Regions from separate parts of the Homo sapiens genome. Here region 2 is linked to region 1. A link is a loop called in an ENCODE intact Hi-C map of the cell type or tissue named here. Cell type or tissue: PC-3. All regions are shown on one strand. Links, peaks and the distances in the headings refer to the core of each region. The heading gives the core; the rest is flanking DNA. Region 1 overlaps NREP-AS1 (NREP antisense RNA 1). Region 2 has its middle 9.7 kb from the start of NREP-AS1.

What was found. A loop is a pair of places that touch in the nucleus more often than their neighbours do. Peaks named below come from ENCODE experiments on the same cell type or tissue, not always from the same donor. Only the 100,000 strongest peaks of a DNase experiment are listed, where the experiment ranks them.
Region 2: a loop joins it to region 1, with 2.1 times the contacts of the local background. A loop is called at or near these places in 1 of 110 quality-filtered maps.

What each region holds. Positions count from the first base shown.
Region 1 is chr5:111,958,626-111,963,030 of GRCh38, forward strand. The region is part of intron 2 of NREP-AS1 (NREP antisense RNA 1); the gene reads left to right. It also overlaps a transcript of NREP not described here. Among named protein-coding and RNA genes, the nearest start is that of NREP-AS1, 48 kb to the left of the region's middle. In PC-3, for the core only: no CTCF peak of the experiment used is centred there; a DNase peak (open chromatin) is centred at 2,026; H3K27ac peaks cover 554 bases.
Region 2 is chr5:111,900,566-111,904,970 of GRCh38, forward strand. It overlaps a transcript of NREP not described here. Among named protein-coding and RNA genes, the nearest start is that of NREP-AS1, 9.7 kb to the right of the region's middle. In PC-3, for the core only: no CTCF peak of the experiment used is centred there; no DNase peak of the experiment used is centred there.

The sequences.
Region 1 (4,405 bases), core at 328-4,327:
GCACAAAGCTATTGAAGACATAAAGAAGAATTAAATAATTAGAAAAACAAAACATGTTCATGGATAAGATTCAACATTTAAAAAAAATTCTCTAAATAATTTATGATTTTATGCAATTCCAATCAAAAATTCCTATAAGAATTTGCAAAAACACAGACAAGCTGATTATAAAATTTACTTTATAAAGCTGTATGAATATCAAGAATTTTTTTAAGGATAACATTAGAAGTTTGTGCTACCACATAGCAAGACATCAAAAATAATTTAAACCATGTTATCTTCACAAGAATGTACAAATAAAGTAATGAGACAGAATAGATAGCCTTACGGTATATCACAAATCCCTGGGGAAGGACACTGTTCAATGCAGTACATTTGGTTTTCAGAAAGAAAAAAAAATTATATTTCTACCTCATACAAGAAAAAAATTAGATTGGTTAGGAAACTAAATGTGGGAATCAAAACTGCAAACCTATTAAAAGCATGAGTTAGGGTGGGAAAGGTTTTCTTAAGCAAGTTGCCAAAAAAAGCAAAAAGAAAGATAAATATATTTGACTATATAAAATGTACAATGGCTGAACATCAAAATATACTCTAACTTACTCTGTGAGTTCACTTATGTACATTTTTAAGTAAGCAAAATTAGTCTATGGTGATTGAAATCAGAATAGTGGTTAACTTTGAGGAAGGGGTAAGTGAGTAGTGATTAGAGAGGAGTATAAGGCAGCCTCTGGGGGCTGATGTTCTTTTTTCTGATCTGGGTGATTACACTTTCTGAAAATTCATCCAGCTGTATACATACATGTGTACTTTTCTATATGTACATTAGCTAAATTTAAAATTTAAGATAAACACAGATAGTCTAAACATGATTAAAAGGCAAACACAGCATTGAAGAGCGTTTAGATTAGATATAAAGAAAACTTAGTATCCAGAATATATATTTTTGTAAAACTTCAGAAAATCAAATTAAAACAATATACGATTTTTGACCTATGGTCAAAATTGACATGAACTTTTAAGACCTCAAATATCAACAGTTAAAGAATTATGAAAAATGGTATTTGTATATAAAGACATTGAAAAAATTACTAAGTTGAACACTTTAAGAAGCAATTTATCATCATTTCTATTAAAACTGAACATTTGTATTCCTTACAAACCAGCAATTCCACTGATGTATATACACCATACAGCATTAATTTTCAAGCTGTATATTGTGGCTCATGAAGAAGTTCATAAATCAACTTCATGTATTATATGTATTATACATTTATTATATGTATTATAACCAGGATTTTTTCATGAAATGAAAATAATAAAATAGTTGAGGTGGGAAAATACCAAAATACTGGTCCATGGACAGCTGCCAGTTTAAGACATGCTTATTACTAGCCCAAATGAAGAAATCAGAGTCAAGTTTTTCAAAAAACTAAATTTGTTAATTTAATTTTTTAAATTCTGAGATTGTCCTCACAACTTTTTGAGTATAAAAATAGCTCATTCTATTACAAATTATGTTGATTCTTAACACTGGCTGTGAGATTTTTAACATTCGCACCTAGCAAAATTAAAAATCAGAGAATCTGTGTGCATCTTCAATTGTTTTTCTGAAATCTCACTATATTCAACATCCCAAAGCCTGACTCACTACTTTATTCCATACCTCAGCTGTCCCAAGTAGGTCAAAGTCATAGATTGATCCTTTAAAATGGCATTAATCACTCACTCATTCTTTAACATATTTAATGGATTAATATGAAGGGGGTTGAGACACACTGATCAATTAGGTTGATTTAATTCCACAGAGAGGACTTGCAAAAATATGTGCCATTGTTAACAAGGGCATGCCAATAGAAATAGATGGATCTTTGTAAATCCATCATCACTGTGAAAAACAATCCAGGGGATAGGTCAAAAACCTCATCTCTGTTTGAATATAATAGTTCATGAGTACTGTATTAGGCAATCTGAGTAGGCAAGAATTTAGAAAATCAAAGGGCAGTAAAGGTCTAGAGCCCACTTGAATTGGCTCACTGGAGCAGTTGTGACAAATAGAAATGGAACAAGCTTGGTATTCTAACATGGGATTTACACTTAACTCTGACTCATTCTCATTGTATCTAAACTTAAGTTTACAGTCTAGAAATAGACGTCTATATATTGTCTAAAAGTTTAAATGCCTTGCAAGTTTTACATTAAAAATGTTAAGCAGTTAGGTATTTATAAAGCTGTAAAAGATGAAAAACTGATCCTTCAGTTATGTAAAGACTATAAAGTAATTTTAAAAAATCAATCTATGAGCCAAAATAACTTCCAACATTATGAAATATTTTTAAAACATTTATTGAGTCATAAAATGTTGACATGGTATGGCAAAAGTCCTGGCTTGGTCATATTTTAGATTTCTGCCCATTGACAAATTACTTTCCACTTCCAATGTCTGTAACATTTATCTTAACCCTTCCCACTTTGCAAGTGAAGAAGCTGAGGCCCAAAGAGGTGACAAGACTTTTCAAGGCCACATAAGTAGTTAGGCCAGAACGAAGGTTCCCTGGCTGTCAGTCCACTGATCCATGAGCTGCAGCACTTTGCTTCTCATGGATTATTTGTAAGCGGGACAGAAACTGAGCCCACTCAAGATGAGTACACCTTACCCACTCAGCCACCAGTGCCCAGTGGATTTAAGTCTGAAGAGGAAAATAAGTGTTAATAAGCAGCACAAAATGCAGTATTCTTGTCCAAAAAGAAGCAATAAGTGCCAAGTTCCATTCATCTGTGGTCCACTTAGCAGAGCTTCCTTAATTTGACAATAAAATAAAATAACATTTGATGTAAGACCGTTTTTCTCCCTGGCTTCCTTTAAATGGTAAAGACATGCTCTGAAAATATTCTAGTTTCATTTAAGACTGTTTTCTGTTCACTCAACTTCAAAGGGTTTTTATATGGTATTTTAGGATTATAAATTTTGCCATTTTTCTAAGAGGAAAAATACTTGCTTTTATTTACTCTACATTTATGGATTTCAAGTGACCCTATAGTTCCTGCATATAATGTCTTCCTGTTCTGAATCCTACACTTCAGGAAGACTTGAATATTACTGATTCCCTAATCTCTCCTGGTTTTATGAACTAGAGCTCCAAATATAAATGCCTTTAGAGACTAAGCAACAACATAAACACATGAAGTGACCATTTTGAGTGGTGAGGACTTAACAGGAGAGTTCACGCCATTTATTTTATTCTACCTGGATTTTGAAATCATGTAGAATTATAACAGAAGTATTGGGGAGAATGTCAGTGAGCAATTAGCTAAAAGCTTTGGAAGAAGGGAAGAAAAACTGAGATGATCATTTAAAAAGGGAAGTCCTGCTTTCTTTCAATTCAGGCTCCAGTCAAGTGTTGAGTGACAAATCCCAGAGGAGGAGGCAGGATTCGTGCTCTAGCAGCCTCCACAAGAACCAAGCTCAGGTTGCCTAAATAGTTCAGTGCTGTAAATAGTTCAGTTCCAGTACCATGGCTCTTTTATCCTAGCTTTGACCAATGATGACTACATTTTGTTTTTAATCACCTACAGTTCCTTTCCTATGCTTTATTTTGCCTGAGAAAATGCCTTTATTCATTAGTTTTAGCTAAGAATACATGATCCTAAACTTACATCATTAAAAAAAAATCACTGATGTAGATGACTGAGCCAAAAAGCAATAATAAAACTGAAGCACAAAGAGCACCCCTGGCATTCTCCAATCCCAAACCCCCATTCATCTACAAAAGGAGAGAAATCAGTATCACAGAAGAAATGTTCAAGCAGCTTTTCCTTTCTTAAATAGTTGTTTCCCTAAACTGTGCATCTAAATACCCAATTAATTTCTCAGACAGAATGATGGTGATAGATGTAGGAGGCAGAGAAATCCTAGGCAGACAGGGGCAGGTCCCCAGCAAAACCATATCCCTGAGCCAAAAAGCTTGAAACCCGCAGTCCAATCCCTGTTTGCCCACTCTCTCTCAGTTGATTATTTCTGAATAATGTCTTTTTGTTAATTGAATGTTGCCTTTTCCAAAATTACCTACGCCCTGCCCCATCCCCCATTCTGTGCCTATAAAGACCCAAGACTCAGTCGGTAGAGAGAGAAAGAAGTGGATTGACTGGAAAGAGATAACTTGACTTCAGAGGGACTGCTGGACTTTGGAGGAGAGATGGCTGGAGATGGCCAGACTTAAGGGAAGGTTATCTGCCTGTCTCATCCCTTCTCTAGCTCCCCTCTCCACTGACAGCCACTTCCATCACTAAATAAAATTCTCTACCTTCACCATCCTTCAAGTGTCCATGCAACTTCATCCTTTTTGGACGGCAGACAAGAGCTTGGGACCCAACATGTGTGGATACCCAAAAAAGGCTGTCACAC
Region 2 (4,405 bases), core at 124-4,123, 58 kb before region 1:
ACACAAAAGAGGCATTACAACTAATACCACAGAAATACAAAAGATCACCAGGGACTATCATGAACAACTATACACTAACAAACTGAAAAACCTAGAGAAAATTGCTAAATTCCTGGGCATACAAACCACCAACATTAAACCAGGAAGAAAGAGAAATTCTGAACAGACCAATAATGAATAATGAGATGGAAACAGTAATAAAAAAAGTCTCCTAACAAGGAAAGTCCCAGGACCAAATGGCTTTACTGCTGAATTCTACCAAACTTATAAATAACTAACATCAATTCTTCTCAACTATTCCAAAAACATTGAAAAGGAGGGAATTTTTCTTAATTTATTTTATGAGATCAGCATTATCCTGACACCAAAACCAGACTAGGCTACAACAAATAAAGAAAACTGCATGCCAGTATTCCTGATGAACGTAGATGCAACAATCCTCAAGAAAATACTAGCAAACTGCATCCAACAACGTATCAAAAAGACAACAAACCATGATCAAGTGGAATTTAGCCAAGGGATGCAAGAATGGTTCAACATGTGCAAACCAGTAAATGTGACACATACATCATTACAAGATGATTATGAAGTTTTGTCCTTCATTCTACTGATGTAATAATATATCACATTTATTGGTTTGCACATTATAAATGATCATAAAACAGATTTATTCACGAAGGATGTTGAATTTAATTACTTTTCTTAGAAGAAAAAGTAATTGAATTCAACATCCCTTCATGATTAAAGCTCTCAACACATTAGGCATCAAAGGAAGCTGATATATGACAAACTCACAGCTAACATCACACAGAATGAGGAAAAGCTCAAAACCTTTCCTCTAAGAACTGGAACATGACTAGGATGCCCACTTTCAGCACTCTTATTCAACACAGTACTGGAAGTCCTAGACACAGCCAGGCAAGAGGAAAAAATAATTGAAAAAGAGGAAGTCAAATTGTTCCTCTTGGCAGATGACATGATCTTATATATAGAAAAACCTGAAGATTCGACCCCAAAACTCTTAGAACTAGTCAACAAATTCAGTAAAGTTTTACGATGCAAAATCAACACACAAAAATCAGTAGTGTTTCTAGACACTAATAAACAACTAGCTGAAAAAGAAACCCCATTTACTAGAGCTACAAAAAATAAAAATAAAATGCTCAGGAATACACTTAGCCAAGAAAGTGAAAACCTCAAAATTGAAATTATAAAATACTGATGAAAGAAACTGAAGACAAAAACAAATGAAAAGATATCCCATGATCCTGGATCAGAAGAATTAATGTTGTTAAAACGACTGTACTACTCAAAGCAATCTACAGATTCAATGCAATTCCCATCAAAATACCAAAGACATTCCTTATAGAAACAGTAAAAGAATTCTAAAATTCCTATGGAACCACAAAAGACCCCAAATAGTCACAGTAATACTGAGCAGAAAGAACAAATGTGGAGGCACCACACTGTTAGACTTCAAAATATACTACAAAGCTACTGTAACCAAAACAGCATAGTACTGGCATAAAAACAGTCACAGACCAATGGAACATAATAAAGAACCCAGAAATTAATCTATATATTTTCAGCCAACTGATTTTTCAACAAAGACACCAAGAACATACATTGGAGTAAGGACCCTCTCTTAAATAAATGGTGCTGGGAAAACTAGAGTCCATAAACAGAAGATGAAACTAGACCCCTATCTCTCGCCATCCACAAAAATCAACTCGAGATGGATTAAAGATTTAAAAGTAAAAATCAAATTTGAGTGAACATTCCACTCAACATGTGCTGTAATAGTTGAGCCCAGATCAGCTGCAAACAAGATCAGAACTTTCAATGGAAATTTTATGCAAGTAGAATCAAGATTCTGAAGTATTTTTTCAAATAATTGTAACAGGAGATGAAACGTGGTTTTACAGATATGATCCTGAAGACAAACTACAATCAAAGTAACAGCTACCACGAGGTAGAAAGAAGTGGTCCAAAGTTAAAGCAGACTGTTCAAGAGCAAAGGTCATGACAACAGATTTGGGGAATGCTGGAGGCATTTTCCTTGTTGACTTTCTGGAGGAGCAGTGAACGATGATAACATCTTATTACAAGAACGTTTTGAGAAAGTTAGCCAAAGCTTTAGCAGAAAAAATACCCAGGGAAAGCTTCACCAGAGAGTCCTCTTCCACCATGACAATGTTCCTGCTCCTTCTCATCAAACAGAGCAATCTCGTGAGAGTTTCAATGGGAAATTATTAAAGAGTCCTGCTTTGGCTTCTGACTTGTTTTTGTTTCCTAATCTTAAAAAAAATCTGTAAAGGCACCCATTTTTCTTCAGTTAATAATGTAAAAACGACTTCTTTGATATGGTTAAATTCCTAGGACCTTCAGTTCTTCAGGGATAGACTACATGGGTGGTATTATTGCTTACAAAAGTGTCCTGACTTTTATGTTGAGAAGTTTATATTTTATATTTTTATCTTTTAATTCTATTTTCCATGAATTGTCTTGTCTTTTCTCTTTTTTTTTTTTTTTTTTTGAGACAGAGTCTCACTCTGTAACCCAGGCTGGTGTTCAGTGGCACAATCTTGGCTCACTGCAACCTCCACCTCCCGGGTTCAAATGATTCTTGTGCCTCAGCCTCCCAAAGTAGTTGGGACTATAGTTGTATGCTACCATGCCTGACTAATTTTTGTATTTTTAGTAGAGACGGGGTTTCACCGTATTGGTCAGGCTGGTCTTGAGCTACTGGCCTCAAGTGATCTGCCTGCCTTGGCCTCCCAAAGTGCTGGGATTACAGGTGTGAGCCACGGCACCCAGCTCTCCATGAAATTTTTGAAGTTTCATCATATATGATGAGATTAGAAGAAAGAATTAAACCGTTGGTAATTATAAAGTTTAATTTGAATAGAGGAGTCATACTCAAATTAGAACTGTGCTTGCTAATATCTGACTTTGGTAATTACATTTTTTCTACCTAACTGATTTTCATAGTTTCAGCTGGGTATGGTAACCTGTTTTGTGAATATTAAGCCAGCAATTTTCATCATTTATCTCAGAAGTGGTTACATTTTAGGGTGATGGTAATTGTTCCAGAGACACTGAGTCTTTTTTTGATGTTTCTTATGGGAAAAAACAAGGGGCAACATTTTAAATAACATGCTTATCTCTTATTAAATAAGCAGCAACACAGAGAAAAACACTCCCGATGAATGGAGACATTTCTTCTCTAGATTTTCCAGCCAAAATATTGTTCACCAAGCAAAGTTTATTCTGTCTACAAGGTCCAAGTTATTCTAATCTCTAGACCTATGATCTTATCACTGGCTGAAAGCTCACAATTCCTGGTGGTTTTACTTTTTTAGAGTCAAAAGTTTTCGGTAACCTCAATTTAGTCTACCAATTAATGAAAGTAATTTGTCTATACAAATTATTTTTACATAGAACATTAATACTTGAGAAACATCTTAAGAATATTTTTATAATTAATACACTATTTTTGGAGTAATTTTAGGCTTACAGAAAATTGAGCAGCTATTAGAGATAATTCCCATATACTCCCTCTCTCCTCCAACTCAGTTTCTTCTATTATTAATATCTTGCATTCATGTGGTATTTGTTACTATTGATGAACCAATAATGATACATTGTTTTTAACTAAAGTCCATAGTTTAGGGTTCACTTTTGGTTTAACACTGTTTGATGTGTTTTGACAAATGTATAATGTCACATATCTATCATGGTAGTATCATAGCTGTATGATAAATAATTGTGTGTAAATATTTTCTGTAAATACTTAGTATTTAGTTTAACTGGTCAGAAACTGTCAAGTACTTCACCCATTCATCTTTCCTGTCTTCTTCCCAAACCCCTGACAACCACTGATCATTTTACTATCTCTACAGTTTTGCCTTTTCCAGAATGTCATATCATTGGAATTATATAGTATGTAGGCTTTTCAGGCTGTTTTCTCTCACTAAGCAATATTCATTTAAGGTTCCTCCATGTCATTTTGTGGCTTGATAGTTCAATTTTCTTTTTATTGTTGAATCATATTCCATTGTATGTGAAAGAGCCCCAGGAACTTCATCATAAAATGTGGCTCCATGGTATAATGAGTATTTTGAATTAAAGGCCCTTGGAGATCGACAGATGCTAGAAGAGCCTTTCCCTGCTATCTAAATAAAGACAGCAGGAACCCACCAAGGAGAACAATTGTTTTTCCTTCCCTTCTCTGTTATCTCATTATCTATTGCAGAAAACAAGACCAAGAATATAACCACACCTGAACAGACCCTTCACGAGACAGTATCTGTCTCTCAGGCTCATTCAGCTCTCAAAGAGAACCATTTCCAAGTTAACCTCTGTTTCGGGATCCATTTGTCCTCCCTAGTAATCGTTTATTGCT